Regions from separate parts of the Homo sapiens genome. Here region 1 is linked to region 2. Evidence: chromatin contacts called from ENCODE Hi-C or POLR2A ChIA-PET data. All regions are on one chromosome and are shown on one strand. Each heading gives the region's core, a stretch centred on a gene start or an enhancer-like site at or near the end of the contact. The rest is flanking DNA. Distances are from core to core; before and after follow the strand shown. Region 1 holds the start of HNRNPA3 (heterogeneous nuclear ribonucleoprotein A3). Region 2 holds the start of MTX2 (metaxin 2).

The links. Hi-C counts contacts between places; a loop is a spot of excess contacts on that map. ChIA-PET counts read pairs that join two places held with the same protein, here RNA polymerase II (POLR2A). Pooled maps may share reads with other maps.
Region 1: a map of naive thymus-derived CD4-positive, alpha-beta T cell shows a loop between it and region 2 (26-fold over the local background). The contact joins the promoter of HNRNPA3 here to the promoter of MTX2 in region 2. A Hi-C loop is called at or near these places in 2 of 168 maps with a recorded cell type or tissue (CD4-positive, alpha-beta T cell and naive thymus-derived CD4-positive, alpha-beta T cell) and 8 of 50 pooled maps. POLR2A ChIA-PET finds 5 or more read pairs at or near these places in 1 of 52 experiments (OCI-LY7).

The regions. Positions count from the first base shown.
Region 1 is chr2:177,209,709-177,214,049 of GRCh38, forward strand. It overlaps HNRNPA3 (heterogeneous nuclear ribonucleoprotein A3), which reads left to right and starts at 3,086. Exons shown (of 11, transcript NM_194247.4): 1 at 3,086-3,163. The coding sequence starts at 3,092. It overlaps MIR4444-1 (microRNA 4444-1), which reads left to right and starts at 3,018; the gene lies at 3,018-3,091. LOC105373759 (a long non-coding RNA gene) reads right to left here and starts at 2,703. Exons shown (of 1, transcript NR_157853.1): 1 at 1,687-2,703. RefSeq lists a silencer at 2,724-3,513 and an enhancer at 3,053-3,724.
Region 2 is chr2:176,267,603-176,271,893 of GRCh38, forward strand. MTX2 (metaxin 2) reads left to right here and starts at 1,840. Exons shown (of 10, transcript NM_006554.5): 1 at 1,840-2,067. The coding sequence starts at 2,028. RefSeq lists enhancers at 1,481-2,108, 2,109-2,734 and a silencer at 1,687-1,776.

The sequences.
Region 1 (4,341 bases), core at 1,836-4,335, 940 kb after region 2:
TACTATGCTGTACAAAAATGATTATTTTCTGTATGTCATGATATAAAGGAGAGGGCCTGATATAGATTATAAAGTTTGTCTGCCACCCATCTCACCCTAGGACCCTCATTCCCTCCTCCCATCCCATACACTCCCTTTCTCATATCAAAGAGTCAGGGCTGCAAGTGCAGACCATAGCCAAGGTTCAAGTCTGTGCCCTACAGGGTCAAGGACTGGAAAAGTGGTTTTTGTACCTGAGACATAACTGGACCTTAAGTTTATTTATTTATTTATTTTTTGAGATGGAGTCTCGCTCTGTCACCCAGGCTGGAGTGCAATGGCACGATCTCAGCTCACTGCAACCTCCGCTTCCCAGGTTCAAGCGATTCTCCAGCCTCAGCCTCCTGAGTAGCTGGGACTACAGGCACCCACCACCACACCCGACCAATTTTGTATTTTGAGTAGAGACAGGGTTTCACCATGTTGGCCAGGCTGGTCTCGAACTCTTGACCTCAGGTGATCCGCCCGCCTTGGCCGTCCAAAGTACTGGGATTACAGGCTTGAACCACTGCGCCCAGCCAGCAGCGTGATCTCGGCTCACTGCAAGCTCCGCCTCCCGGGTTCACGCCATTCTCCTGCTTCAGCCTTCCCAGCAGCTGGGACTACAGGCGCCCGCCATCACGCCCGGCTAATTTTTTTTTTTTTTTGTATTCTTAGTAGAGACGGGGTTTCACCATGTTAGCCAGGATGGTCTCGATCTCCTGACCTCGTGATCCGCCCGCCTCGGCCTCCCAAAGTGCTGGGATTACAGGCGTGAGCCACCGCGCCCGGCCTTTTTTTTTTTTTTTTTTTTTTTTGAGGCGGAATCTCGCTCTGTCACCCAGACTGGAGTGCAGTGGGGCAATTTCAGCTCACTGCAACCTCCGCCTCTTGAGTTCAAGTGATTCTCGTGCCACAGCCTCCCAAGCAGCTGGGATTACTGACGTGTGCCTCCATGCCCGGCTAATTTTTGTATTTTTTTTAAAAGTAGAGACAGGGTTTAACCGTGTTGGTCAAGCTGGTCTCAAACTCTCCACCTCAGGTGACCTGCCTACCTCGGCCTCCCAAAGGCCTGGGATTACAGGTGTGAGCCATGGCGCCCGGCCAGAGCTTGTTTAGACAAAAGCATAAAAAATAACTAATGTCTAAAAACAGCATACAGTCAGGATGAACAACAAATCTGGACCAATACAATAGGGAGGACAAAAAGATGTGAATAAATGGGCTGACATTTCATGTTCCTGGAGAGAACTTAGTATCCCATCCCACATTGTTTCGCGATTTAACATTAACATTTATACAAAAGTTACTAATTAGAACAAAAGTTATTGATTAGAATTAACTTATTAGAAAAACCTGGACAAACATACCCTAAAGTGCAGCCAGGTGATCACTCTTCTTGATCACCTATGTAATGTCTCATAGAGTACTCTGGTGTGAATAGCAATTTCCAAAGGTCTTTCACTTTGCATTTTTCTTTGTATCCAGAATCGATAAAGTTACCAGGACTATTTCACAGTAATTAGACTTACAAAATCTTAACACTAAATAGACGCTAAGGCTATACATTCTTCCAATGTCTCAAGTCTATTGCTGGCCATCAGGAGCACCTGGATACGTAGAACATAAGAAAGTTTGCGAAAAAGGAATCAAAGCAACAGGAGGAGTCTGGTTTGAACGGTTATTTCAACCAAATTACATTAAGGACTGCTAACTGTTTTCTGCCCCACAAAAATACCCTTTGTAAATGTTTCCAAACTATAACACAGGTCCTCCTGGAGCAACGGCTAGATAAATTAACAAACTTTTAGACTTTACGCTCCCCTTTTCCAAACTCCAAGTCGACCACTCCCCATTTGTTAACAGAAACTTACTATAACTGATTAGATTTCTAACCTTTCCTAGGGAGAGCCAGTTCAATTCTAAAAGGGTTGGTCACATGGGTTGCTAAATTAAAATATAAAGCATTTCCTAACAGGGAAGGGAGGCTGGTCAATTGTGGTTATTTTTATCAGTAACTTTAAATATGGATCCATAGATTATCAATTTATGGCTGTCGTGGGTGTTAGAAGATGACCTAATCCCATCCCCATTTTCATTTAAAAAACTGAAACTAAAGCTCTGTAAAATCAAATGATTTAAAATCATCTGACTAGGCCGAGAAAGGATTAGCTCTCTAGAGCATTACGGTAACAATCATTCGCAAACAGGTAGCATTATCTGGCGACCCTGCTTTTCTGGAAATCTTGTCAATTATTCAGTTCCTTAAATTCCGTCAGCTACAACAGATGCATCAGCTCTTTCCACACTAACTTGAAAGAAGCACATTAGAAAATAGTCCTGACTTGTTTCTTGAGATCAGTAACTAATGAACTGACCTCCACCAGTCCTGCCTCAGGTCGTTAATGGTAAAAATTCTGTATGTCAGCCGCGTTTTGAGGCCTGTCCAAGGTGCTTGTGAGTCCCACATGTTGGAGTCGCAGGGCTTTTCAGTACATGCCCTCAGGCAGGCGGCGCAGTCACAGACACTGGTCCCCGGCATTTGGAAACAGGAAAGATGGTCCGAGGGGCCGAGGAGTTTTTCTTGCAACCTTTAAATTACAAGCAAGAAAAACGTGGGTTTTATTTCGGGCACAGGAATAGAATGAATTCTGAAATGGAGAACTAGAGGCCTGCGTGGGGAATGAGGGACAAGCGCGAGAAGAAAGGGAAAGGCCTTTCTCTCTGGTGACGCGCGATCACAAGGCGTTCCCTCTACGTGGACGCTCACCATTGGCGGAGACCGCACTGACGTCCCGGAACTCGCCCTGACGCGAACGGCGGCAAAGGCCCTCTTCCCCTGAAAGCTGGCGAGGCGCGCGCGCTCCCGCGGCACGCCGCGCCTCCGCCCTCCGCCCGCCAACCCGCTGGTCCAGTCCCTCTTCGCGCCCGCTTGGCTCCGCCCCCTTCCCAATTCGCTCCTCCCCCAACAGACTGGCGGCGCGCGGAAAACGCGTCACGTGACGACTGGCCCCGCCTCTTCCTCTCGGTCCCATATTGAACTCGAGTTGGAAGAGGCGAGTCCGGTCTCAAAATGGAGGTAAAACCGCCGCCCGGTCGCCCCCAGCCCGACTCCGGCCGTCGCCGTCGCCGCCGGGGGGAGGAGGTATTAGGGGGAGAGCGGGGGGTTGGTGGGGAATGGCCGGCGTTGGGGGCCTGGTTCGGTGGGAGCGGGGAGGCCGGGTGGACCGGGTCGGCCGTCCCGCGCTCTTGCGTTGAGACAGGCTGTGGGAGGGGGAGGGGAGCGAGAGTTGGAGACCTCCTTGGGGCCCCTCGCCCGCCTCGCCTTCACCTTCGGCTGCACAGGCGGCCCCTTGGAGGCGCGGCTTGGTCGGGGAGGCCTCGGGAGGGAAGCCGGCCTGCCGGCTGCGCGGCCTCCGAAGCGAGGCCGAGGGCGGCATGGCGGGCCCCGGCGGGAGCGGTTGGGAGGAGGTGGTGGGGGAGGGGAGGGGACGAGCAGGCACATCCGGGCGAGCGAGCAAGCGGGCGGCGGCCACATTGACATTGATCCGCCGCCGCGTTACGAAATGGCGCATTGGCCCGCAATGGCCGCCGCCTCGCTCTGCCGCCGGGAAAGCGAGCCTGGGATTGGAGGGAAGAGGGCGGAGGCGGCCCGGCAGAAAAAGCCGCAAATGGCCTCGAAGCATGGGGAGGTAGTGCTTTCGCTGAAGTTCTGCCGACGCTTTTCTAGGCCTTTTACGGGTCCTCTCCGCGAGAAGTCGATAATTGGCCTTTTCTTTTTTTCGCAGCATCCTGTTGGAAATACGAGATTGTTAAAAACTTTGCTGCTTTAAAATACTTCCTGATATATTTTTGCTAAAGTACTTACATTACACTTCTTAAACCGCCATGTGGGCGAAGGACTTAATTTTTGAGAATTTGAGTGTAGATGTGAAAAACAACCCAGCCAGCTCCTTCCCGGCTCCGGCCGCTGAGGAGGGTGGGTGGAGAAGAATTTGAGTATAGTATGTTAAGGAAGAATTTAGAAATGTTTTTTATCTTCATGTTTTCCCATTCTTTGAGTCGGCTCTGGTTGTAGTTTCCTGGAATTTTATTTAGAGGACTGCAACCAGAGTTGAAATTTTCACGTTTTTGCAGTACATTTAATGTGGATCCTAAATATTTTTGTCGATTTCGTTATTGTCAATCGAATACATTTATCCAAGACTTGAAAAGATGAGATTACATGAATTAATGCTTTAGGCTATTAACGTTTTTTTCTAGCATGTGACAATCTCTTCACATTAAACGGTTTAACATCTCTACCTCTAGGAGACACAGGAA
Region 2 (4,291 bases), core at 590-3,089:
GTCAATGTAAATTATTGGGTAAATTTAAATGCTGTTTAAGAAGCTTCCTTTTGCTGAGGGAGATGAAAATATGACTTAACCTTAAAAAAATTATGGGGCTGGGCACAGTGGCTCACGCCTGTAATTCCAGCACTTTGTGAAGCCAAGGCGGGCGGATCATGAGGTCAGGAGTTCGAGACCAGCCTGGCCAACATGGTGAAACCCGGTCTCTACTAAAAATACAAAAATTAGCCGGGCATGGTGGCACGCACCTGTAATCTCAGCTATTTGGGAGGCCAAGGCAGGAGAATCGCTTGAACCTGGAAGGTGGAGGTTGCAGTGGGCCGAGATCACGCCACTGCACTCCAGCCTAGGTGACAGAGCAAGACTCCATCTCAAAAAAAAAAAAAAAAAAAAAGAAAAGAAAAGAAAAGAAATCATGTTAAGATGAGGTCCTGCTGGATTAGGGTGGGGGTCCCTAACACAATGACTGGTGTTATTTCTCAAGAAGAGAGAAATTTGAACACATTGACACACAGGGGGAATGCCGTGTGATGTGGTGGCAGAGATTGGAGTGATGTATCTACAAGCCAAAGTACATGGAAGATTGCCGGCAACCCCCTTCTCTGGAGCCTTGCAAGACAGCATGGCCCTGCTGACACCTTGATTTCAGACTTCTAGCCTCCAGAATTGTGAGAATGAATTTCTGTTGTTTAGCCAACCAGTTTGTGGTAATCTGGCAGCTCTAGGAAACCAACCACGCTAGTTAAGGAGGCAGAATGAACAGTAATAGAGATCTACGGATATAAAGAATGGAAATATAGCTTTCTAAATGTCATGGACAGTAATTCTTAGAATACAGGTTTCCTCTGCAAAAACCTAGTAAGCTGTCTGACTTTTTGATTTACTGTGTGATTTAAAATGAGTTACCTCACCTCTCTGAACTTGTTTCTCATCAGTGAAGGGGGCTTTGGGTTACCAGCTCTGAAGCCTGTCCCACTTGTAATACCACCAATCTGTAATGCATATGATTTTTCTTTAATTGTGTAATTTAAGAAGCTATTAGGTTAAGACAAAGTTACTCAGGGAATTTAGTTTCTCCTCTTCCTGCCCCGTTCACCCCCGAAAGGTGAGAAGTGTGTGAAACTAAAGTATCTTATTCTCCAAGCTGAGCATCATTTCGGGTGTATGGAGTTGAAGGACAAATTACCTTCTGGCTTAGGCGCTGCTCAAGCCTCCTTTCTGCCAAGCATGTTTGAATAAACAACAACAACAAAAAACACTAATGTCTATCCACGGACTAATCAACCCAGCAATATAATGGAATAGAGGGAATTCATGCAGCCTTGAATCTGGTCCTTGGAGGACTGCCTGGGCAGGCAGTTTAAACTCCTTAAGCCTATATTCTTATCCGTAAAATGGCGATAATATTATTACTTTAATGGGTTGTTGAGAAGACGAAGTCAAATAGAATATATGTGTATATATATGTATATATGTGTATATATGTACATGTGTACATATATACGTGTATATATTATATATGTGTGTATGTGTGTGTGTATATATGTATATATGTGTGTGTAGATATAGGTATATAAGTGCCTGGTATCCAGTGGGCGTTTACAAATGTTACTCGGTTACAAAATTCTGGCTTACAGAAAGGACGCTAAAAATCTCCCAGATTCCCCTGCCAGTCCCCTGGGTGGGAGACGAGTCGGGTACTTCGCTTCCACCTGCGGGCCCCCAGCGCAGAGCCTGGAATTGGCTGGACGGAGCTAGCCGCGCCGGCGCCCCGTAGGACGGCGCGGGGGCGGGGCCGGCGGAAGCGCTCGAGTGCCGTTGTCGGCTGCGCCGGAAGTCCCTAGCCAGGCCTGGCGGTAACCTTGGGGGCCTCACTGCAGCCGCCGCTGCTGTTGGAGTGGGCTTTGCGAGTCTGAACGTTGGCGGGGCTAGGCTCGTTAACTGCCGAGAGCCTCCGGGTTTGCGGTGGAGGACGCTGAGGCCCGTGGGGGGCAGGCACCCGGGCGCCGGGCCTCCCAGCCGACATGTCTCTAGTGGCGGAAGCCTTCGTCTCCCAGATTGCAGGTAGCGCGGCTGGCCGCAGACCCAGAAGGTGGCGGCGCGGTCTCGGGGAGCCGCGTGGGGTACAGGGCTGGAGCTTTCCTCCAGCCTTGCGGCATTATACGCTGAACCCGGCCCGGATGGTGGAGGCGGGCACGGACTACCAACCTTATCTCACATATGGGAAAACTGAGAAGGAGACACTTGGCCAAGGTCACCCCGCAGGAGCAGGAGTCCCGTCTCCTTCCCTTGGGCGGTACTTTGTCCCACCTCCCCATTCAGTTGGGAGGTGCTGGAGTATGAGGGGGAGGCCTTGGATTGGGATTGAGGTGGGGGGCGTTACCACAGGGGCAAGCATCTGAACGCTTCAGTCTAAGAGTGGTGGCAGTTTCTGGGTCTTGGTACTCAAAAAGTTTAAGGTGACTGTCACTAATCAGTTGTTACCTATTGTTGAGGGAACACCAGACTTCTTGCTTCGTCTCCCAGCGACACAGTAGTGCCATTTGCTAAGACTCTAGGAGTTATTTATTTATTTATTTGTTGAGACGGAGTTTCTCTTTTGTCACCGAGGCTGGAGTGCAGTGGCACAACCTGGGCTCACTGCAACCTCCGCTTCCCGGGTTCAAGCGATTCTCCTGCCTTAGCCTCCCGAGTAGTTGGGATTACAGGCGCCCGCCACCACGCCCGCGCGGATTCATGGAAAATTTTTAAATCTGCATGTACTTTAAAGAAATACTTTTGAGTCGGTGGACTGAACATGACTGATGTATATAGGTTTGTAATTTCTCTTATTGAGGTTTTTATTTATTGTAATGAAAGAAATTAAATATTGTTGAGAAAGTGAGGAGACTAAACATAGGTACTTTGAGATAGAGGCTAATGGAATTAGTCATAACTCCCTAGCAGTGTTTTCAACATGAGTACAGTAATGAAGACAGTCACCACAATAAATAGGTACATTTGAAGTAATAAGATAGTATTTTGGAAATGGGAAGTACAGAATGTGTCATAAAATTTGCCGGAATGTTTTTCACTGCTTTGCGTTTGTGTGAACGTACATTTCTTTTTTTTCCTTCTTCACTTAAAAACATTATTTTTTAGAGGAGAGAAGCTCCTACTAGATTGCAAGCTTCCTGAAAGTAGGGATCAAACTTGTTTTGTTCCCCATTGTATCCATAGTCAGTTGGTGCTCAATAAATATTTGCGACCCAAATCAATGACTAATCTTGAGATTTCAAGCAATGATTATTTCTGCTTTTACCATTTATGTTGAAACAAAATCAGGCTTATATAGTTAGATCAGCGATTTAATTTAGTTTGCTACTATGTTGAAAAAAAAAACTTCACAGTGTATGTTGAGTGGTTCACTGTGTGCATGTGTCCTAATATGTGATTTCTTTTAATGAGAAAATGATGAATGTCTTTTAATAAACTTTGGATACTGCTTTAAGTAGTGACGTTTAAAAATTTCTAGGCATTTTGTCTGTCTGCCGTCTTAGCTATTTGTAGTGATCTGTTACTCTAGGAGGAAGCATTTAAAAATGGATAATTCAATAAATGGTGTTGGAACAACTACTAAGTCATTACACCACATGAATAAATTCCAGATTGATTAAAGATCTAAATATAAAACAACAAAATTGTAATAAAATAATTAGAGGAAAACATAGATTATTTTAATAATCCTTGGATAGCAGAAGAGGCCTAAGCAAAACTTAAGAATTCATAATCCATAAGAGAAGAAATTGGCAGATTTGATTGCCGAAAAAATTTTAAAACTTTGATAAAAGACATCTCAAGTTAGTACAAATAAGAAGACAAACCAACAGAATCAAGGACAAAGGATTGGAACAGGCATTTCACAAAAGGGTGAAATATAGATGGACAGTGAACAGATGAAAAGATGTTCTCTGTCCCTAATAATGTATAGCATCCTCCCACCCCTGCCATCAGATGGACAAAAGTGAATATGATTTCTAGTACTAATAGGGCATGGGGAAAAGTTACTCTCAAACTATTGGGTCTGTAAGTTAGTATTACTTTTTGGGAACGTAATGTAGCAATATTTATTAAAATGACATTCTCTGGCCTGAAAATTCTACTTATGGGGGTTTATCTGATAGAAATGTAAAGACCAGTACTTAAAGAAATACACAATGATATTAATTGCAGCATTATTTGTAATAGCGAAAAACTAGAAATGTTTTAAATATATGTCAAATTATTGTACACCAATCCACCAATTCCA